2 separate regions of the Homo sapiens genome follow, and region 2 is linked to region 1. Evidence: read pairs that join two places in POLR2A ChIA-PET (ENCODE). Cell type or tissue: MCF 10A. All regions are shown on one strand. Each heading gives the region's core, and the rest is flanking DNA. Links, peaks and the distances in the headings are about the cores only.

Region 1 (12,443 bases), core at 4,621-9,620:
GTTGGTGACCTCCTAGCTGCAGAATGCAGTCACAGGGTATGGTCTCTGGGATTTGAAGATGACACAACTCAGCAAGCAGCTTCAGCAGGAGGAGGGGGCCTGCACCTCTTCTCAAGGGTCTGTTAATTAACTCCAGTAATCCTGTGAATTAGGCAGAGCGCCATGTGGTCATTTGCCTCCATGAGGTGTTATGGAGATTAACTGGAATTAAAGCATTCAGCACAGGGCCTGGCACACATCAAATGCAAAATAAATGCTGGCTGCTATGATTATTGAAACAACCGCAGCCTGAACCCTCTTCTCAGGCTGATGCTCAAATTCAATTATGGGTGAAAAGAGTTAGTAGGTTTCATCCAGGTGTGCTCCGCCTGCTCACAACACACCCTCAGATAAATGAATTCACCTTTGTGGGCCTCCTCTGTCCAGGGGCACAAATTCCTGCCCACCTGCTCGGGGTTTGTGGGGCTCAAAGAGGCCTGACCTCATTCTTCTGAACAGTCTAACTGCTCAACAGGAGCAGAGGATGAGTGGTGAGAGATGGGAGAACAGAGGCTCCAGCGGAGGCCAGCCCAGGAGAGGGGAGAGGAGTTGGAGGAAGGAAAGATACTGCCACCCGAGCCCTACTCACATGCCTTTCTTTGCTCTCCCATCAATTGTTCCTGAGTGCCAGGCACCAGGAGTGCACAGTAAGTCAAGCAGGCTGTGCCCTCTTGGAGCTCAAAATTTACTTTCCCAAATATGGGGAGGAATCTGGCTAAGGGTTCCCACTGGTCCCTTGAGTTTCTCCAGCTTGAAGATAAGTCCAACACCTCTGTGCTGTCCATCTGTCACCTGGTACAGGCCAGAGCTACTGACATCCCAAAAGGGCCTGGGACTGGTTTGTTAACTAGAGAGGGAGCTAAGGTCTCTGAGCAGGAGGCTTTGAGAAGTTACAGCTGAGCCAGGCATCCACCCCCTCCCACTTCATACAAGGCTTCCCTCCCAAATGGTGATGCCCAGCTGAGCTAGCCATCTTCCCCACCAACCCTGACTCTCAGTGGTTCCCAGTGATTATCTGGCAGTTGTGCACACCACTTAATACCCCCTGGAGGGACTGTCCTCTCTTGGCCTCATTGAAGGTCTTTGTGGGTCTGGCACTCTGCTAGGGTGAGTGATGGAAACCAAGGAACCCAGATATTGTCCAGTAGATCTTAAAATTTTTTTTAATCCAAAGACATACAGGAATAAGTCTGTCCTTTTCATGTTTGAGACATAGCAGAGAGACTGGACTATAGAAATGAAATACTGAGAAAAGTTCACACAGTTCAGCTTTTATTAAAATTAAAGGATGGGAAATTAGAACATGATTCCTGTTAAAATAATACATTTGAGGAAATGTTTCTTCAGCTATTGCTGTAACTGATCAAGCATGTGACAAGTGTTCTTTTACAAGATATACAGTCCCTAACAGCCACGCAGAGAACACCAGATCGAGGATCTTACCTATGCAATATGTTGTACGGGGTGTCAGTGATCAAGTCTGACTGGCTATGACAACCACAGGGACAGAGCACCCACACAGACATACACATTCAGTGTCTTCAGTTTTCTTTCAACGAAAGCATTTTACACATAATATGCAAATTAAACAAGAAGTACAACAAGGGTCCTCTATTGCCACTGAAAATGAGGGGAGGGGAGGATGGGGGAGCGAATAATTTACAATCTCATAACCAAACATGGCACTAGGGTGATTTGATGCTGCAAATGCCACAGTCCTGTGCATTCCTGCCATGGCTGATGCTATATCCATGAGTCACTGAGTCCCATGACGAAGGCTGCACAGGGGCTATGAGGCTGTAATTATCCACTACAGAAGAAATCTCTTCCATTCCCAAATGCTGGAAGTGCTGCTGGCTCTCCTGCTTGGTCAGTAGAAACACAGCACAGCTGAACATGAGGGGCTTAGGACTCTAAATAGTGCAAACGCTTAAAAAAATTACATTCTAACCTCCTTGCTTCTCCAGGCAAACAGAGCCTTTAAAAACTCCAACTAACTGGAATATGAGTTTGCTCAGCCTCCCAACTTGATCCAGCTAGGTGCAAATGGGGAGCATGGAGGCAATTTAAATGGCACCTGTCCCAACAATAATAATAATAATAATAAATTTTAAAAACCATGATGCAAATGGCAGATAAATACACAAAACAGAGCCTGGAGTAGAGACATAGCTCAAGAAGCAAGTTGTAAGTGTAGTGTGAGCACCTGCAAAGCATATGCTTAACACACAGGGATCATGAGGATTGACCCCTCTTTTAAAGGTTAGAGACAAGATGCTCCCAAAAAGGGCATCATCCAGCAGCAAAGGCCTCAAGCTATTGGAAGCTTCAGATCAACAAGGAGATAGAAGAGAATAAGGAATGGTCGGCTGGACCTAGGACACTATGGGAGTATGTGCTGGGGGGGCAGGCCTTTCCCTGAGGCTTCTCCATGCCACAGGGTACCAGGCTCAGTGCCCGTCAGTGGGAGCCACCACGAGACAGCCCGGCCTCACCCCCACAGAAAGCAGACTCCAAAAAAAAAAAAAAAGACACAATCAATACAGACGGGCAAGTGCTGAGTCGAACATAACATCAGTCCCTAGCAATTCAAGAAACACCAGTGACTGCGTTTTAAAATTCAGCAGACTCCCTTGAATATGGTATTTTTAAAAAAAAAAAAAAGGCTCATCTACCTGGAGCTACTGAAAAATATGTTTCTGAAGGGTGAGAAACAAAAGGAAGAGAGCTACAGGCATGAACTACGTTTGAGAGTGAATGATGCAAAGAACACAACATTTCATTATCATGGACAATAAAAAGCGATTCAAACTCTTGAAAAAAATATCTTATAAAAATATCTACGTTAAAATTTTAGCCTAAAAGCTATAGCTTCAATTTTATAAAAAGGCAATCTTTGAAAGGATCTGGCTCAGAAATATACAAACATTACACAACAGATATCAAAGTAAGACAGCTCAAAAAGCATCTTAGGGGATATTGCAACTGGCTTGTCGGGAACTAGAATTAAGTATTCTTATTGCATAGCAGAAAATGAGGTCAGTTTTATTTGCATAATACTGCAACTTTGTAGATGGAGAGATGCCATTGGGTACTTATGAGAAATAACTTTGGAATTCAGAATCTGACTTCTACATTGTTCAAATCAGTATCCAAGTGGCGTCTCGGCTGCTTCTAACCTTGGGCCTCAATTCCATTTCACCACCGCAATCAGATGACAGATATGCCACTGGCAAAGCTGCATTCACAAGCAGCCGTGGCCACCCTAAGTGGGGCAGTAAGAGGCTTCATCTACCACGTGACCAGCACAAACTAGAAAATAGCCTGCTGTGTCCACTGTGGAAAGAGAATCGTACCTGGTGATGAAGAGATAGCAGGTTTTGGTGGCATCTGTGGGCAGCTAGAGCAGATTGGCTTTGGTGATGACGTACCAGTGTTCTGGTCCCCGTGAAAAAGGATACATGAGGATGGAGTGCACATGGCCTTGGCAGCACGCCCAGTAGAGGCAGTGCTTTGTAGGGAGGGAGACATGAGGTGAAACCAATTGCAAAAATCCAAAAACAGAAAACATGACTGGCTAGCTTTCAGTGGAGGGACCCTTCCCCGGAAGACGACACATAAAAGTAGCCTCTCCCGCATGAAAGTCTAGCTTCTCAGTGGTGGGGGAGGGGCAGGGAATTCACCTATCATCTGAAATTGAGAGCTTCTGTGAATGGCATACATCAGATCCCAACCCCAGCCTCATCCCCATCACACAGACACACCGAAACAAGTCTCAAAATTTCCTCAGAGAAGGAGAAAGGACATTTCTCATTCCATCAGCTTCCAACCCACAGCCAGGTAGAGTTATGAAGCCACAGTCATCCCCACTTCATAGTGAGACCAGAGCACTCAACTAAAACATGCCTTGCTTCCTTTGGAGACATTTCTTCCAGGTCCCCCAAAGCTGGATATTTTAGCCTCTTCTGAAGGCTTCTAAAAATTCTGGGTACCTTGTTGTTCTCCAAGCATCTTGTTGAAGTAACATGTGCTTAACATCAGAAAGAGAAGTTTTGTCTTTAGGAGAGTTGCACATTTAGGGCACAATAAATATACAGTAAATACACAAAGTGGCTCACTGGCTGGGAAGACTTCGGGGTTTCTAACTGCAGGGGCTGGGGGATGCCAATCTCCTGCAGCACCTGCTTGGAAGTAGCCCAGTCGTATCAGAAGTCCAACATCAGGATTTATAAAGTTCCTTGGCTTCCTGTAGGTGGATTCTCAAAGTAGGGAGGGTGTCCCAGACTGCAAGGTATGAGACTATTCTCCAGACACAAGACTTCCCCTGCTTATGCCAGAAATTTCAGCATGAGCAATTTGCTAGTTTAGGAACAGCACAACTTTAAGGTTTTTTAAATACAAATTACTCCATGCCCCCTCAAATGCCCGCTCCTCAAGATGCTTGAAGTTCTATTGTTAATAATTTTTACCTGTGAATTAGCAAAGCTCTCACCAAGCTCCCTTTTTAAAATGCAAGCACATCTTAGGAAGCCTCAAATCCAAGGCCCACTGATATCTCCTACCTCACAGGGAAAGCAGTAGTGGGGTTCTTGGGGGTTGGGGAGAGGGTGCACACCCTGGAATAGGGGGAAAGCACAAGAAAAAGAAGACAAGGACATTAGACAGACTTGACCACTGTCACAAAGTGCCAAGGGCCAGCTCTAGTGGTATATTCCTTTGAAGCCATCCAATGTCCATCTGAATCACACACGACCCCATCCAACACAGGCACAAATCTATCTTTGGGTCTGGAGGAGGGTGACCTCTTATTTATCCTCCAGACCAGAACACTTCTGAGTAAAATGGGGTGCTGTGAATAATTAAACTGGGATAATAAGTATAAATGGGGACTGTCCTGTCCTGGGAAAACCTAAAAGTAGGACCCTCTCTGAGACCATTATAGGCAGGAACTGAATCCTTACCACTTTGGTTTTTTGTTTTTTTCCTGTTTTTGTTTTGTTTTGTTTTGTTTTTCAGTGTTACCCGAGGCTTCTCTGAAGAGCTAGTTTTCCCAGCTGAAGAGACATAACACCTCCCAGGCCTGGAATCTATGACATCAAAGACCAATGGCCTAAACCTGAAGACTGGGCAGTTCTCATCTGCTTCCTGTAGGAGAACTCAAGGAAAAACAGTGAGCTGAGAAGCACAGGGAACCCATTTGTCCCTTATTCTAGCACACAGAGGACACGGTGCAGCTTCGAGAATTTTCCAGCTCTTCTGCAGACAAAGTCACAGTAGTTAAAGTACATAAGTGGGTGTGGCCAGAGAACTGCCCCTCTCACTGGTTATTTCTGGACATTCCCAGACTGTCCAACTGGACCTTCAGAAGAAAGCAGCTTTAGTAGTCTCAGGGTCCCCATGGGACAAATCCAGAAGAGAGGTCTCTGTGACTTGATTTTTAACACAGCGAAAGGATCAGTAGTAAAGAAATCCAGTAGACTGTCACACACGCTCACCCCCCAACTTAGAGAAACATAGAGAAACACCATGGTCTACACACACACACACACACACACACACTCCAGGGTCTGTATTGTCCCTGTAGAAACACCAAAACAAAGCCCAAAGGTGCTGCCTGGGGATGTCAAGACCCCCCTTGCTCAGGGCATAGGCCAGAGCACCTCAGGGGAACGGGGGTGGGTAATGGTGTCCACACTGCGATGAACAACACCAGTCTGCCAAGTCAGAGGAGAGCGGTTCTCACAGCAGCACAGACCCTCCCAAGCAAGTTGAATCCAGTCACCAAGGTCCTGCTGTTCAGAGTCACAGGCAGCACCTGCTCCTTCCTCCACCTCCTGGCAGTAGGAGTTTGGGTCACAAGGACTTGTGAATCACGGCAACACCTAATAAGAAAGGGGGAGAAAGTTATCATCTTAGCTTCTCCAAAATTACTCAGAGTCCCAGTGAGTTCATGAATCCAAGATATCCTGAGTCACAGCCAAGGGAAATGTGTGCAATTTTTATCCTAATATTGAAGTGGACTCAGGCTGCTAGCAGCTGGCTGTTCCCCACTCCAACAGCCAAGTCCTGGCAAGACACTTGAACCTACGAGCACAGTCCCTCAAACACCACTGACTAGTGGCCTCACCCTGTGTCATCACATGGACTCACTGTGGTGACTCCCATCCCCAGCCCTAGCACCCAGCCCAACAATGCTCAGCGCCCAGGGGCAGCTATGCAGTTCTAAATTTGAATCACTGTAAGAGAAGCAATGGGTGATTCATCTCTACTTTTAGAAGACACTGGAATGAAGCGGAAAGTACAGCAGGCTGCCTTCATGGGAGCAAGAAAGACTGAATTCCATTCCTAGCTCTGCCACCAGTCAACCTGCACTATGGCCTTTGGCAAGTTCTTTGACCTCTTTAGGCTCAGTTCCCACACAAATGTCATCTAAGAGACCCTGCCAGTGTGACAATCTCGACTTTGATAAATGCTCCAGACATGTATGCTATGTTACTGTTTTAGTCCGAGTGAACCATGCTCAGCACCTAACTATAAATCCACGCATGACCCAAAATCTCACTGTAAGGGACTGAGGCTACATGGCAGATATTACAGGTTGATTCCGTCAACATCCTTCCTACTTGCTATCCTCGACTACAGCCACCAGCAAGTTGCAAGCTCAGGTTCCCAGACTGCCTGGCAGCTAGATGTGCCACGTGACCCAGTGCTGGCCACTAAGACTGTAAAGGCAAGTGTGCCAGTGTTGCAACGCTGGCTTTGTTCTTGTTGTGACTGGAATGCTCACGCAAGGCCAAGGGGAGGCAGCAGCCCTTGATAAAGCTGGCAGAATAGAAAAGAGAAGAGAAACCTGGTTCTGTCAGTCTGAGCCCCCAGGCCAACCTTGGATTTCTTTCTACTTGAGACAAATACACTCACTTCCTTATTTAGGAAAGTATCTGTCAGGGTTTCTGGTGCCTGTTGCTAAATGAAATCCTAACTTACAGGTGTTTACAGGCAGGATATTACTGCAGCCTTATTTTAACATAGTCCCACAACTATGAAATGTTCTGATTGAAGATGAGATTGAGAGAACATGGCTAAAATCAAGCCAGGATACCCCACTGGAGATATTCTGCTAAGACATCTATTTCCTGTTTATTCCTGGCTAAAGGTGCAGACACAGAAGCTTCAAGGCAGGCAGAACCTGAGTCCAGGTGCCTGGTCTTGACAGCATCTTACTTGAATCTCAGACATCTCTTTCAGAAGGTAGCTTTTTTTTCTTGAAAGCAGGCTCCTGTGTTGCTTTTTCATATAACCTTTATCTTAATAATAAAAGTAATATATTCTCATTATGGGAAATCTGGAAAATGCAGAACACAAAGAAAAAATCTTTAATCCCTTCACACAAAGAAAACCACCACTGTCTTTTTGGAATACTTTCTAGCATCTAACAATAATCACAATCATTTACTGCATGGTGTCTAATGCCAGGCAGGCATTGTGCTTAGCTCTTCACAAGTATTACTGCATTTCATTCTCACAGCACCCTAAAAGGCTTAGTCTAATTTTATTCCCATTTTACAAATAAGACAACAGGGGTTCAGTATGATAGAATACCTGGCCCGGAGACCCAGGGCTAGTGGCAGAGCTGGGATTCAAATTCATATCTGACTCCAATATCCATCTGTAGAAGAAGCAGCAGCTATTCAACCCCCACTCCCACTACCACCAATACAGGACTATATGCGTGAGTTCACAAGGTTCATACAACTTTGCATCCTTTTTTAACCTAACAGGCTATTACAAATGTTTTCTCATAACATTAAAAATCCATAAACTATATAAATATCCCATAGATTATTAGCTATTTCCCTCATGTCAGACATTAAGTAATTCTCAGTTTTTTGCTATTACAAGTAAGGCCCCAATAAATTTGTCCATAAATCTTTGTATTTTGGAGCATTTCCTTAGACTTTAAGATAATAGACTCAGTAAGTGGGTTTGAACATAAAATTGCAGGTTTGCTTGTCTCCTTCCTACCTACTTCTGGAGAGGGCAGACAATGAAGAAAGGGACATGAAATATTCAGCATATATATGAAATTCTAACCACCCACACTTAACTCTTCCCCTCTCATTAAGGCACACATGGAGTCAAGGGAAGATTCCTCACTTGTCTCACTCATCCCAGAACAGAATTACTCCAGGACCAAACTTCTTCTAAAATGTTTTATACTTAGCCAAGAAAAGTATTACAAGGTGAAAAAAACTCTAAAGGAAGAAAAAAGTTAAAGTTCATTACAACAGAAGTCTTATGTTGAAAGAATGTGCTGCAAACTCCTTCAAATTTGCACAGCACAATCTTCCTCTGCAGTCAAACAAGATGGAATGACTGACCTTTATAATGCAAAATGGGAATCGGAAGAATATTCCTGGAGTCGTGGTATGGATTAAAAGAGATAATGACTATAAAATACTTTGGATAATGCCTGGTATGTTCTGTGCATGCTGGATCAATAATGTTATCTCTATTCCAGGTTCTGGAAAACCAGATACAAGGAACTGAACTACACCATGGATATATATTTGCTCATCTCCCCATGGACCCAACCTTAGTAGTACCAACTCTGATGCCACCCCTGCCCCTGCTACTCACCAAACCCCTCACACACACTCCCCAAGAAGCTTCCACACCCGCCTGGTGCCTTACTCTAAGGCTTACCCTGAGCTGGGGTAGCACAAAGGGCATGGACTTAGAACTCTGGGTTTGAACTCTGACTTTGCCATTTATTAGCTGTGTGGCCTTCAGCAAGTTACTTAAACTCTCCAAACCTGTTATATCATCCATAAAATAGACGGATAGAGTCCCATTCAGCCCAAGGGTTGTTGAAAAGATGAGAACAAATGCACACTCTGTTCCTAACACACTGCCCCATGGCACGGGGCCAGCCACGCAGTAAAGGACAGCTATTTGTGTGATTGTGATCCACCCTCAAAGTTTAATTGAGCCTATCTCCTCCAGGAAGGGTTCCCTGGCTTTGCCAGTTCTCACCAGTCTTTCATGTGCTAAAACCTGTCTAGCGTATGTCATTTAGAACTTGTATATGCATCATCTTGTCTTCCCAGTTGTCCAATTCGACCCTGGACAACAACAATCGCATCTTATGCCATCTAGGAGCCTGGCACAAAGTAAACCAGGAATGGCAATGAAATTCTAAAATCACTTGTGACAACTCAGTTCAGTTGGAAGTGGTTCGATGGAATGAATGTTATAAATTCTGAGGCTATCTTCAGGTTCACAGGGTTCGGGCAGGGGCAGGGGTTAATAAGTGCTAATTATCAATATCTGTCATGAGTGCAGAATGAAGGAGTGGTGGCCATGTAACAATTACCTGTCATCCCTGGAGGAGGCACTCAGGCCCAAGTTAAGCAAGCTCACATCCCCTCATCCCACTGGCCCACCCAACCCTCATTCCCCCAGTGTGTTGGAGGCCTCTCGGATGGGCATGGAGATGGCACACACTGACCTGCATAGCTCCGCCCCGTGCTCATGTTCGTTGGAAGCAGCGTCCATTTGTCAGTGACAGGATTGTAGTACTCCACCGAAGCCAAGTTGCAGGATCCATCATCCCCTCCAACCACATACAGGAGCCCATTTACTGCACAGACCCCTGTGAGTCAAACAAAAGCCATGGGAGACATCACAGCAGGTGCACTAAGAGATCAGAATTGATCAAGAGACAAATCTGGATAGCCTGGGAGGCTCTTTTCCTCCCTTCATGGCAATACAACAGAGATTTGGCTCCACAGGTTTGAGTTTGCTAAGTGAAAGAAAATATTGACAACAGCCACTGGGCTCCAAGGATCCTTCTTCCTAACAGGATCATTTCTCTGACCAGGGAGTTTTGATTACTTATAACGTGTATGCCCCCCGCCACACACATACCTATACTATAAGTATGTAGAGCATATGGGCACAGACCCCTCTTTAATGGAAAGGTGTATACAGACCTCCTGTGCCAGGCCTGAGCTAGGGAATAAGACAATTCAGGGGACTTCATGCATGCTACTCCTTCTCTGCTGCTAAGTTTTTCCCTGATAAGCCCTATGTTATATTCACACTGTGTGATGCTGATGGTTATGTCTCTAATCCCTTTACAAGACTGGGTCTACATTCACACACAACTCCCAGGGATGCAGAACAGCTCCTACTCTGATCTCAAAGGGAGATGGATTTTGGGCAAGGTCTCATACAGCAGGGTCTAAGGCATAGGAAAATGTAATGAATTATTGCTCATTAAGACTTTCAAAGGCCACAGTCCAATATGTTGTGTATTTTTTCAAAATTAGATTAAGGGATTGGTGATACTCTAAAAAGTAGTAATTATCAGTGTTGCTGAAGGTACTCTCAAATACTGGTGAGACGAAAAAATGGACACCCTCCTGGATGGCGTCTAAAATACATGTGCTTCCTCTGATTAAAAAATTCTACTTCTGGCCAGGCACAGTGGCTCACACCTGTAATCCCAGCACTTTGGGAGGCCAAGGCAGATGGATCACTTGAGCCCAGGAGTTCAAGACCAACCTGGGCAACATGGTGAAACCCTGTCTCTACAAAAAATACAGAAATTAGCCAGGCGTGATGGCGCATAACTGTGGTCCCACCTACTCAGGAGGCTGAGGTGGGAGGATCTCTTGAGCCCAGGAGGCAGAGTTGCAGAGCCAAGATTATGCCACTACAATCTAGCCTGAGAGAGCGAGATCCTGTCTCAAAAAAAAAAAAATCCATTTCTGGCCTTTTATTCTAAAGAAATAATTTTAAATGTGTGTACTAATTTAGCTATAAAGACCATTTATAATCACTCAAGTATTACTTATAGGATAGAAAAGATGGAAATAACCTGTGTCCAATAGTAGATTGGTTGTTTAAATTATGATATAGTCATTTAAAATAATATCATATAAATAAGTTTAGTGTTGTAATAAGACGTTCATGAGAGATTGTAAAGTGAGTTTTTTTAAAAAACAGGTTATAAAATAGTGTTATAGTGTAATTCCATTTTTGTTATTAAAAAATAGAAATATCTATGTATGAATTTTATACAAACACACATTTACATCTAAACTGAATTCCCAGGTTCTAGATAGACTAGCTGCCTTAAGGGTCCTGTAATTCTTTGCTCATGTGGCTTAAAGCCAAATGAGAACTTGGCAGCAGGCTTAGGCAATGAGTAAATTAGTAAATATCACCACCCCCCCCCCCGGTTTACACTTCCAAGTCAGCCACGAATGGGCTTAGCAAACAGGTAATATGAGAATAATGAAAATGGATCTGCCTGAAAGTCACCTGTGTGTCCTTCCAGCCTGGGAAGTTGGGCTAAGCCAACACTTTCCTAAAGCAAAGAGGCATAAAGGATATACTGACACAGTACACGACCCACAAGGCAAAGCTCAAAAAGGAAATAGCTTAAAAGGGGCCTCATGCTCCAAGAAATATAAACCTAAATACACTACAGTAAATCTTTCCTACAGGAAGGCATAGGAGACAAGAAGGAAAGCAAAGACAGGAATACAAAGAAAGCAATAAGGAAAGGAGAACTCATCAAGGGTCCAACTGTCCCTGCAAGGAAGGAGACTGCTTTCAAGTAGGAAGTGAGAAGTTCTCCTAGCCAGGCACTGGCAAAGAAAAGATAGAACCAAGTGCCATTGTCTGGCCCTTGTCCACAGAGCCCTGTCCTTAGCTACCTACTAAAGCTGTTGGGCAGCGGGCACTGATGGCAACCAGAGGACTTTCCCAGGTCTGTGCTCATCTGTGTGCGGTAAAAGTCATCACCCTTCACTGCGGGGAAAGGGGATCCTCTGCATCTAGGTTGCAGGATCTGCAGCTAGCTTTTGGGGTCTCAATTTCTCCCCTCCTCTAATCAAGAGCCCACCTGGCAAATGCACACTCCCTGTTCAGGATATACGCTCAGCTCCAGACCCTGGGAAATCTCCCTGCTGTTTAGAGCCAGTGTCTTCAGGGAGAAAAGGCACACAACCCCCAAAGGGGAGATGGAGAGAGCAGTCATTACCTGCGTTGCGCCGGCACATGTTCATGTCTGCCACTTGCTTCCAGGTATTTGTTCCAGGATCGTAAACCTCAACGCTCTTCCTCACCAAAGGCCCATCATGCCCACCTGTGGCGTACAGCTGTCCGCTAAGCACTCCAACCCCTGAAAGGCAGAGCACAGCATCCCAGCCTCATGCTGACTACAGTAACCAGAAATCAGGAGGCCTGGCATCCAGTCCTGGACAGCCCTGACCAGTGAGGGGACTTGGGGAGTGCCATTTTGTCTCCCTGGACCTCAGTGTCCTCATCTGTAAAACAAATATAATGACACCCTACCTGCCTCCTCATAAGACTAGCAACCTCAAAACTTTGAA
Region 2 (12,239 bases), core at 6,604-11,603, 120 kb after region 1:
ACTGGAGGCACCACATTAACTGACTTCAAACTATACTACAAGGCTACAGTAACCAAAACAGTATGGTATTGGTACAAAAACAGACACATAGACCAATGGAACAGAAAAGAGAACCCAGAAATAAAGCTGTTCACCTACAACCAACTGATTTTCGACAAAGTCAACAAAAATAAGCAATGGGGAAAGGACTTCAATAAATGATGCTGGGATAACTGGCTATCCATATGCAGAAGAAACTGGACCCTATCACCATATATAAAAATTAACTCAGGCACAGTGGCTCATACCTGTAATCCCAACACTTTGGGAGGCCAAGGCGGGCAGATCACCTGAGGTCAAGAGTTTGAGACCAGCCTGGCCAACCTGGTAAAACCCCATCTTTACTAAAAATACTACAATTAGCCAGGTGTGGTGGCATGTGCCTGTAGTCTCAGCTACTTGGGAGCCCGAGGCAGGAGGATCACTTGAACCTGGGAGGCAGAGGTTATAGTGAGCCAAGACTGCACCACTGCACTCCAGCCTGGGTGACAGAGCAAGACTCTGTCTCAAAAAATAAAATAAAATAAACCCAAGATGGAGTAAACAATTAAATGTAAGACCTAAAACTATTTAAAAAAGGAAAAAAACCTAGGAAATACCCTTCTAGCAATGCAGCAAAAGCAAAAATTGACAAGTAAGACCTAATTAAACTAAAGAGCTTCGTATAGCAAAAGAAACTATCAACAGAGTAAACAGACAATGTACGGAATAGGAGAAAATATTCATAAACTGCATCTGACAAAGGTCTAATATGCAGAATCTATAAGGAATTTAATTCAACAAGCAAAAAACATGTAAACCCATTTTTAAAAGTGGGCAATGGACATGAACAGACGTTTCTCAAAAGAAGACATACAAACAGCCAACAAACATGAAAAAATGCTCATCGTCACTACTCACCAGAGAAATGCAAATCAAAACCACAATGAGATACCATCTCACACCAGTCAAAATGACCATTATTAAAAAGTCTAAAAATAACAGATGTTGTCAAGGCTGTGGAGGAAAGGGAATGCTTATACACTGCTGGTGAATGTAAATTAGTTCAGCTACTATGGAAGGCAGTCTGGAGATTTCTCAAAGAACTAAAAATAGAACCACCATTCGACCCAGCAATCCCATTACTAGGTATATGCTCAAAAGAAAATAAACCATTCTGCCAAAAAGGCACATGCACTTGTATGTTCATCGCAGCACTATTCAAAATAGCAAAGACAAAAAATCAAGTTAGGTGCCCATCAATGGTGGACTGAATAAAGAATGTGTGGTATATATATACCAAGGAATACTACACAGTCATAAAAAAAGAATAAAATCATGTCCTCTGTGGCAACATGAAAGCAGCGAGAGGCCATTATCCTATGTGAATTAGTGCAGAAATAGAAAACCAAATGTCACACATTCTCAGTTATAAGTGGGAGCTAAACATTGGGTACATATGGACATGAAGATGGGAACAATAGATACTGGGGACTACTAGAGGATGGAGGGAGGGAAAAGGGGTTATATGATTTGGATGTTGGTAGCCTCCAAATCTCATGCTGGAATGTAATCCTCAGTGTTAGAGTTGGAGATAGGGCCTAGTGGGAGGTGCTTGGGTCATAGGGGCAGATCACTCATAATAGTTTCACACTGTCCCCATAATAAAGAGTTTTCACTCTGAGTTCACTCGAGATCTGGTTGTTTAAAAGTGTGTGGCACCTTCCTCCTCACTCTCTTGCCTCTGCTCTCATCACGTGATATACCAGCTCCCCCTTTGCCTTCCACCACAATTGTAAGCTTCCTGAGGCCTCCCCGGAAGCAGATGCCAGCACGCTTCCTGTACAGCCTGCAGAGCCATGAGGCAATTAAACCTCTTTTCTTTATAAATTACCAAGCCTCAGGTATTTCTTTATAACAACACAATAACCACCTAATACAAGGAGCAAGCCTAAAAAGGTAGTTGAAAAGCTACCTATTGGGTACCATGCTCATTACCTAGGTGACAGGATCATTCATACCCCAAACCTCAGCATCATGCAAGATACCCATGTAACAAACCTGTACATGTACCCCTCGATCTAAAATTAAAGATGAAATTTAGGAAAAAAAAAAAAAAGGAAGAAAGGTTATCTAGCAAAACCAGGGGCAGAGCTGAGTCAAGAAGCAAAGTCTCCAGACTCCTGGCACAAAGTTCCTACCCCCAATATTTTCCAGTTTCAGAAACACATTTTACATTTTCTACCTTATTATCCAAATGTTCTCTGGACCACAGTCTGAACCTGTTTGCTCTATGCTAATTTTCCTGACTGGACTTCAGATTAAGGACAGTTGCTATTGGAGTCCTGCAGTAGAGGAGAGTCAAAATAATCAATGTGGTATCTGTCTGGAGAAAAAGGTCCCATCCTCAGATTGCTCAGCAATAATAGTGTCTTAGTCCAGCAGGCCCCAACCTTTTTGGCACCAGGGACCAGTTTCATGGAAGGCAACTTTTCCAAGGATGGGGGTGGGGGGTCAGGGGGGATGATGGTTTCAGGATGAAACTGTTCCACCTCAGATCATCAGGCATTAGATAGCTTCTCAAGGAGCGCACAACCTAGATCCCTTGCACACACAGTTCACAATAGGGTTCATGCTCCTAGGAGAATCTAATGCCACTGCTGAGCTGACAGGAGACAGAGGTCAGGTGGTCATGCTCGCTTGCCGGCTGCTCACCTCCTGCTGTGCATCCCAATTCTTAACAGGCCATGGACCAGTACCAGTCTGTGACCTAGGGACCACTGTCTTAGCCCAGTCCTTCCCACACCCCAGCCTTCTTCTACAGCTTATCAAAAGTCCCTAGTGGCCCCAGATCTCTACCCCAAAGCAATGTATTCAGCCATCTACACCAACTTTGTTTAGAATCATTCAGCTCTTATGTGGCTTAGGAAGAAACCATGTTGGGAGGAGAAACTTTTTTAAGCTAGGTTTTATCTAGAAAGTTCTCTCTTCCATACTCTATCTCTGTACAGGGAGCCAGTTAAATTTATCTGAAGACAGCTAAGCCAATCATTCTTCCTTGTAAATGCTCTTTTTCTTTTCTTGCCTTTACCCTCCTTCTCCAGGACATCAGTTCCTCACATTTGCAGGCACCATAACACAGTACAATGGTCCCACACCTAGCTGTGCATCAGAACCATCTGCCCAGCTGGTTAAAATGGTAGGTGTCAGATCAATAGGCATGAAGAAAAGTTTTTAGGGTTATAGAAATGTTCCGTATCTTGACTGTGGTAATACCTACACAACTGTATACAAGTACTGCATTTCATTAAACTATACACTTAAAATGGGTTTATTTATGCAAATTATACCTCAATAAATCTGGAAAAATGAAAAAACACTACAGGGTCCGGCTCTTCCTCACACCCATAGAATCAGGGCCTGAGGAACAGGAATTTTTTTAATTTTTTTCCTTTAGTTTTAGAGACGGGGTCTCTCTATGTTGCCCAGGCTGGTCTCGAACTCCTTGGGCTCAAGCAGTGCTCCCGCCTCAGCCTCCCAAAACGCTGGGATGGACAGGTGTGAGCTATCGCACCCACTAGGAACGGGAATTTTAATGAACTTCGTAGGTGACTCTAATGCACAGCTAGATGCAAACATCACCTGAACAATGAAAAGAGCCCAGACCATTAAAATCAGACAGGGCAAGGTCCAAATGTACTTACCAGAAACATGACCCTAGGCAAGTTACAAGCTTCGATTTTTCTCATTCGAAAAAAGGTGAGAACAATAGTACCTACTTCACAGCATTGTTAGGTTAGAATGTAAAGCACTTAGCTGAGAGCCTGGCCTATAATAAGCACTCAGCAACCATTAGTAGCTATGATTTTCATTGTCTGTGCCAATGCTACCGAACCTGAGCACTCGGTCCTAGGTTCAAGAAGAAAATTAACCAGGGTAGGGCCTCTCCTGGAGCTATTTTCACATCTCCACTGGTTACTATTACCAACAGGTCAGCAAGGAGTAGACAAGACCAAAGCTAAATTAAGGTCCACCCACACCTGTATCACCAAAATGCCCTCTCATATTCAGGAGCACTTGCCAAGTGCCCTCAGACAGCCAGGCAGAAACTGAAAAGGAACTTGAGACCCCAAAAAGTCAAAAGAGAAACAAAACAGCACCTTATCCAGAGGAATAAGGACTCTTCCTCTGAAGGTAAAAGAATTCACGCCAAGTAGATTCCAGAGTATAATCACTCATGCCATTTGTGTTGCATTTTTAAGCTTACAAAGTGCTTCATATCCATCATCTCCTTTGACTTAAGACAACATCCCCTGAATGGTAATAATAGCTCCCATTCCTTGAATATTTACTCTGGGCCAGACCCTGTATTCCACACTTCACATGTACCCTTGTCATTTAATTCTCACAACCCTGTAGGACTATTATTTCTCTTTTAAACATGAGAGAATCGAGGTTCTGAGAGTTAAATAACTTGAACCAAGGCCCCACAGTTAGTAAATGGCAAAGCTGGAATTTGAACCCAGGTCTGCCTGACCTAAGAGACCACTATTAGCTATACACAGAATGTACTACCCCTATCTTACTGTCTCCATTTTAGAGATAAGCTAATTGAGACAGAGAGAAAAGGTAACTGGCTCAAAACTACTTAGAGAGCCAACCTCAGTGCAGAACCAGACCCTCAGATGCCTGGCCTAATGCCTTTTTCACCTTACCTCTGGATGAGGAAAAACAGCTTTGAACCCCTAAAGATATTACATACAAGCTGGCATCCAAGGCTTCCAAACAGCTACTATAATAAAGTCCTTCCACCTGGATTCATCTGGGCACCTAGCTTATTAACCAGGACTAGCCAAAGAATGCTCTTGGGGAAAGCTGGAAGAGTACCACTGGAACCCAAGGGAATTAAAAAAAAAAAAAAAAAAAAGGCGGGTGGGTGGGGGGCAGACCAACTAAAGCAACAAGCAGAGTGCTTCACACAGACCAGCACACTGGTCTCTGAGTCTTCCCATGAATCTGCAACCTACAACTGGTGCCCTCTGCTGGCAAAAGTATACATCTCTTCATAACAAAAGTAAAACCTAATTACTACAACTGGGGCTTAAGAAGGAAAAAAATATATGCTTCCTTCACAGACATTCTATTCAGGAATGAACATTATTTCTTACTTACAACTTTCCAATAGGCATATGCAACTTTAAATTGACTGCAATGATCCTCTCCTCTATCTGCTGCCCCTGCCTCACGCCTGCAGTTCTTTCCTTTCGGGATCCAAAGAAAATTGGGCTGTTTTACATAAAAAGGTAAAATATAAATGAATGATGCAAAGCCCTAAAGTCAAGAATACAGTGATGTGTATGTGGGTGAGATCAGGTCTGCACATCTAGCAAGTACAGAGAATTGAGGCAGGCACACACTTGAAGTGATATAAAACCCATGGGCACGTATGCTCAAACATTTTGGTAAATCTCTACCTTCGTAAAATAGCATGCTTATGATTCAGTCAACTAAGTCTCACTGAATATCTACTATGCAGGCTGTACCAGAGACTGACAACATAAATCCTATATTAATATAATTCCAAAGAGCACACAAGCTGTTTGAGAAAATTAGACATAGGCATATACAATGGTAAAAAGTATGAGAGTCAAGTACAGAAAGGGTATCATGGAAACTTGGTGGGAGAAGAGGCAACTTCCAGTTGGGGAGAGGGTGGATGACATGAGAATAGAAATAAATTGAGAACTTAATAATTCTATGGAGTTTTTAAAAGGTATTCATAATTGTAAATATTTGCAAATAGGTAATTTCAACGTCCCATGATTTCATTTAAAAAATTTTTTTGGCCGGGCATGGTGGCTCACACCTGTAATCCCAGCACTTTGGGAGGACAAGGAGAGAGGACCGCTTGAGCACAGTAGTTTTGAGACCAGCCTGGGGAACATGGTAAGACCTCATCTCTACAAAAAAAATTTTAAAACTTAACCAGGCATAGTGGTGTGCACCTGTAGTCCTAGCTACTTGGAAGGCATGGGCAGAGGGATCACCTGAGCCCAGGAGTTTGAGGCTGCAGTGAGCCATGATTGCACCACCACTGTGCTACAGCCTGGGCAACAGGGCAAGCCCTTGTCTTTAAAAAAATATTTAAAAGATACAATTTTTTCATCCCACTACTTTAATATACTTACATATTTATTATGTTAAATAATATATTTTTTCATTACAATTTCTATTGTGGTAAAATATACATTAAATTTGCCATTTTAGGCCAGGTGTGGTGGCTCACACTTGTAATCCCAGGATTTTGGTAGGCTGAGGTGGGAGGATCACTTGAGCCCAGGAGTTCAATACTAGCCTGGGCAATATAGCAAGACTCCATCTCTACAAAAAGATTTTTTAAATTAGCTAGCTGTGGTGGCGCGTGCCTGTAGTCAGTTCTAGCTACGGGGGAGGCTGAGGTGGGAGGATCACTTGAGCCCACAGTTCGAAGCTCCAGTGAGCTATGATCATGCCACTGCACTCCAGCCTGGGCACCAGAGTAAGACCCGGCCTCCAAAAAAAAGAAAAAAAGCCATTTTAACCATTTTTAAATATACGATTCATCAGCATTAAGTACATTCATAATGTTGTATAACAATCACCACTATCCATTTTCAGAACTTTCTCAACATCTGAAAAGAAATTCTGTATCCCTTAAACAGTAATTTCCCATTTCTATCTCTCTGAATTTGCCTACTCTGGGTACCTCATTTAAGTGCAATCATAGTATGTCCTTTTGTGCAGGCTTATTTCACTTGGCATGTTTTCATTCATCTTGTAGCATATACCAGAAATTTATTCTTTCTTATGGCTGAATATTCCATTGTATGTATATACCACATCTTGTTAATTCATTCACCTGATAACACTGAGTTAATATTTCACCTTTTGACAGACCACAGTTAACATTTCCCTAATATTTGACATTTAGTTTCCAATTTTTTGCTACGTCATAATTTTTATGCAAAGACTGTTTTCCTTTCAATAAATTTTTCAATAAACTGTTCTGTTAAGGTTAAATTCCTAGTAATGGTGTCCCAGAGCATATGAATACTTTAATAGTTCTTAATAAATAAATCCATAATTTTACTCTCCTCATTTGCCATTTTTCATAACCTGATGGACAAATTCCGGTCAGCAGTTTGTTACAAATGTATAAAGTGTGACAAAACCAAATGGAGGGAAGCTTTTGGAGAAAGAAAAGGAATTAACAAAGCAGAAACAGCTCAGAAGAGCTCTCCACTAGACAGAGCTGGCTGACTTCTGTGACAGGTTGCCCAACTGCTCCTTCTATCCATAACCTGATGTTTTCCAATTAACTTGGTGACTCTTTGAAAAAAAAAAAAAAAATCTGCCTGTGTCAGGGATCCCCCGGACCAAGCCCATATTGAGATTTGATAGAAGGGTTCACAAAACTCAGCACTGCTAAGTATCGTACTCATGGCTAAAGTTTATTACAGTGACACAGTAAGTGTACACAGTTGGATCATACAGGAAAAAGACATAAGCAGAATCTGGAGGAATCCATGTGCAGGCTTCTTTAGGATCTCTCCCTCCCATGAAGATTCACACAGAGCACATTTTTATACGAGGGATGTTTCTGCCTAGGGACTCAGTATGCAAGGTTTTCATTGGGAGTTTGGTCATATAGACATCCTTTACCTGGCATGTACCAAAATTCCATACTCCCAGAAGGAAAGCAGGTGTTTAGCATAAATCATCTTGTTTGAACAGTCTAGGTACAGTGAACCACCTTTATTAGTGAACAGTGAGAATACCCCTAAATCCACGTGTTCAGATAAGGGCCAACCATGCAAGTAGGCCACTCTAAAAGATACCAGCCTCAGGCCAGATATAACTTTTTCTGCACACCCCCAATTCAAGATTCATTTTGGCCAAAAAGCAGCATCTCTCAACATATATATGTAGATACCTATGGTAGAGTTGAAAAGATTGTGGATCACTTATACCTTATCCAAGTAGTTCTGATTGCTTTCCTTATAAACCTTCATTGAAAGCAGCTGTATGAAAGGAATAGGAATTTTGGGAAACACATCTTTTAAAATTCAAATCAGATCATGGAACTCCTCTGCTCAAAACTGAAATGGTTCACCATTCATTTAGTGAAAACCAAAATCCTTACAACAACCTACAAATCCCTACATGATCTGGCCCCTCTGGCCTCATTATTCCTTTCCTCCTCTTCCTTCAGGTCCAACAACCCTGAACAATTTGCATTTCTTCAGAGGCCAGACACAGTCCTGCTTCAGGGCTTTTGCTCTTCCTAATCCTCTACCTAGAATGCTCTTCCCATACCTATATTGCTCACTCCCACATTTCCTTCAAGTCTTTGCTCAAATGTCACTTTCTGAGAGACCTACCCATACCACCTATTTTAAAGTATGCTATCCTCACAAACATCCCTTGCAACAATCGCCATTCCTCACCCTAATTTTTTCTATACTTCTCATCTTCTAACATACCATATAATTGATTATGTCTTATTGCCTGTCTCTCCCCAGTAAAATATAAGCTCTTTGAGGGCAGGGATTTTTGTCTTTTTCTTCTGTATTTCCAGCACAATCACCCAGCAGAAGAGTAACAAATTTTAACTTGACATACTAAGAAACAGGGAGGCACTGAATTTAGGGATAGTAACCTAGTGCAAATAGCTAGATCTTCACGTTTGGTGGTGTGGGAAGATCAAGTCATAAGAAAATGTGAAAGAAGTTTTTTTTTTTAATTTCACTGAAGAGATGACCACAGTATATTCAGTTATTGAAGAGTTTTAATAAAAGGAACTATTTACAAGGGTATGGGCACAGTTAAGGCAAATCAACAAGGTTTGAACCTTCTTGGGACTAGAGAATCTAGCAATAGGAGACAGTTACGAGAAGCCAGAAAAGACCTAGAGCTATAAGAGGGCCACTGGAGCAGAGCTGTGGCCACTCACAATCTCTTGCTAAGTATATGAGAAAGAGAAGGAGCAAATATTTCAGCCTCACTTTTCTATCACTGTCCAAACCCACCATGAATAAAGCCAGAAAAGAGAGTATGCAGTTCTTTATTTGTCAGCCTCCCAGGAACACAGAACAAGAGAGATAAAGATGGAAAATAGATCAGGAAGGGCAAAAAGAATATCCAGCACAATGGCCATTTTGTAAAGCTATATGCGCAAGACACAATGCTTCAATGTGCTACCAGCATCTTCAACTATGTCCAAATCTTCCCTCTAAATCTTCTCTTCCTATTACCAGTGGCATCACCATCCTCTCACACAGTAATTTTGATTAATCTACTCTCTCTTCCTCATTCTTCATATATCCAAATATTTGTCAATTATGCTTTCACAACTTACCTCAACTTCTTTGTCAGTCTATTTCCATTGCTCTTTGTTCATGCTCTCATTCTCTTACCTGGTTAACATCAGTTGTCTTAGCAAACTTGCCACTTTGAAACATCCCCCACTGCCATTTATGTTACTCAGTGCTACTGGACTAATCTTTGTGAATTAGTTTCACTACCATTATTGTTGCTCAAAAACCTTTAATGACTTTTACTGCCTACCCTAAGTCCAAACTCCTTAGCCTACTACTCAAAGACCTCAGTAACCTGGTTCCAACTTCATTTTCTCAATTTATTTCTCACAACTCTCTTTTATCTTAGTACAAATTAGACATTTGTTAGCTGGAAGTCAATGAAGCTTAGTAGAAGGAGCGAAACAACTAGAATTGGTCAAACTTGGATTCAACTCTCAGTTCTACCATGTCACCAGCTGGGGGTCCTTGGGAGTTACTTTTCTGGCATGAGATTTAGCAACCTTATCTGTGAAGGTTACTGAATGATGCAATGAGAACATTTGTAAATGTACCTAGTGTTTGGCATCCAATATGCATACTTCTCCAAATACGCTCCATGTTTCTGCCTATCTGTCCTCCACCTAAAATGCCCTCTTTCTCCTCCCACCTTCTCTATAAGACCTATCTTTTAAGGTTAAATGTTATATGCTCCACAATGCCTCTCTTGATCCTTCTTCCTACCTGAAGTCACCTCTCCTCAACACTCACATTATTTATACCTTCCTAATATTAACAAATACTTAAAACATTACAGATGGCTAGCAGAATTCATCTCTCTCCTACTAGAGTTGAAGCAGCAGTGATTTAGAGAACTACCACATGGAAGCTCACCCAGCAAGTAAAGAGCAAAGCCTAAAGACCATGCATATCTCGGGTACTAAGATATAAAAGTATGCCTTTTGCTAGTCTGTCCCACCTCTTCATTAGGGGCCATATAGTAAAATTACTGTGTACCAGAGACTACAGTAAGCCCTTCTTTATATGCATTCTTTCACTGAATCTGCCCAACAATCCTATGTAGCAGGTATTACCATAGCCTATTTTTTTACAAATAAGGCAAGTGAGGCTCGGGCCAGTTTGTCCAAGGTCGCAGTGCTAGAAAGTGACTGTGTCAGGAACAGAATTTGGTCTATTGGATGCCCAAATTTACGTCCTTAAGGGCTATGAAATATTAAATCAGATACCCACTATGAAGCAAATTACATTTGCAACGTAAGCATCAAAGACAAAATACACCTTTGATTTCTAAAAAGTAATCAATTAAGGAGAAAAGAGTCTTAATTTTCATCAGAGAATGTACATTCAATGACAATGGAGCTAACTCCAATTTTGATGGTGTGAACAATATGAGATTGTGACACAATGCTGTAAAGGAAAAGATGCATCATCTCAAAATAAATTGAATTCCCATTTCAAAATAAATTGAATTCCAACCAGAACGCAAGGTATATGAAGACAGCAACCATGTTTGTCTCACTGCTGTGTACCTCCACATTATAGAACTGTCTTACACAAAGGTGCCTAACACCCAATGAAATTGACGGTAAACACTGGGAAATAAGCACACTGTTTAAATGGCAAAAGTTTACACTTGAGAACTTTATAGCAGGAAATGATAGCTATTTCAGATAGATTTTTTAAGTAAACCATACAAAGTGGTAAAAGAATTAAAGAGACAAAGAAAGCCTGCCTGAATAGAGAAGGAAACAGTTAAGAATAACTACCAAAGGTGTCTTCCTGAATCCTTTCCCTCTCTGAAGGTTCAAATCATCTGGCTTCAAATCAAAGTAAAAAAAATAGGTGGAAAATAGAGAATTGCCCTTCTAGTCTTCCTACTTTGGAATTCCTTTTTAAATAGCAGCTTTCAAATATCTTTTTATAATAAATGTTTTACCTTGTAACATTTAAATTCTCATTCAAGGCAAATATGAAGTTCACTCAAAAGCAGGACAGCTAAGGAGTTATTTGACTAGGCAGTCTTTGTTGCTGTTTCAAAAGGCCAAAATAAGGCTGAGGAGGAAAATTTCCCCAATGATCACTCTTAAAGTGATTCAATAAATTGGTTACGATGGAGAAAGACACTTAGCCTAAGTGCAAGTGCTGTCTTTTTGGGTAAAATCCGTGTAGTCTAGATGCAGTTCTGCTCCAAATCCAACATCCAAATGCCTATCTGCAATCAGCAGACGCGGGCAGACAAAATTTAACCTAAAATGCAAACTCTCAAAACTTAAGCACACTTAAAAGGTAAACTAAGTTTACAAATCCAATAACTGATACCATCACTTCTGGTTTTGAAGGAAATCATAAATGCAAATTTCTCAAGTATCCTCAATCTTTTAGGTTTACTTAAAAATTATGAAAATTAGATTTGAATATGAAACGTTCCAAATCACTAAGTTAAAAATGGATGAATGGGTACAATCAGTATAGTCATTCTGATTTGATAGTTATCACTGTGAACCTTAACCACTTGCAGGCTTTTTTTTGGATACAGTAAATCAGTACCAATGAGAGCTTTTTAAATGACCTGAAAAACACTACAGATATTCCAATCAAAAAATCTAAAATGCTCCAAAATCCGAAATTTTTTGAGTGCAGACATGACATTCAAAGGAAATGCTCATTGAAGCAGTTTGGATTTTACATTTTTGTATGAGAGCTGCTCAGCTGGTAAACATAATGGAAATATTCAAAAATTGAAAAAAATCTAAAACTCAAAACACTTCTGGGCCCAAGAATTTCAGATAAGGAATACTCAACCTGTATCATCTCTAACAGCCTTTCAAACCACTTTCAACTAATGACTACTGAATTTATACTTTT

What was found. ChIA-PET counts read pairs that join two places held together with the same protein. Peaks named below come from ENCODE experiments on the same cell type or tissue, not always from the same donor. Only the 100,000 strongest peaks of a DNase experiment are listed, where the experiment ranks them.
Region 2: POLR2A ChIA-PET joins it to region 1 with 12 read pairs; 15 of 35 experiments call an interaction of 5 or more read pairs at or near these places.

The regions. Positions count from the first base shown.
Region 1 is chr5:137,616,206-137,628,648 of GRCh38, forward strand. KLHL3 (kelch like family member 3) reads right to left here. Exons shown (of 15, transcript NM_017415.3): 13 at 12,092-12,232; 14 at 9,548-9,691; 15 at 1,295-5,921. The coding sequence ends at 5,893. Among named protein-coding and RNA genes, the nearest start is that of MIR874, 25 kb to the right of the region's middle. RefSeq lists an enhancer at 6,714-6,763. In MCF 10A, for the core only: no CTCF peak of the experiment used is centred there; DNase peaks (open chromatin) are centred at 6,236 and 6,766.
Region 2 is chr5:137,738,164-137,750,402 of GRCh38, forward strand. HNRNPA0 (heterogeneous nuclear ribonucleoprotein A0) reads right to left here. Exons shown (of 1, transcript NM_006805.4): 1 at 7,488-12,239. Among named protein-coding and RNA genes, the nearest start is that of KLHL3, 8.2 kb to the left of the region's middle. In MCF 10A, for the core only: no CTCF peak of the experiment used is centred there; no DNase peak of the experiment used is centred there.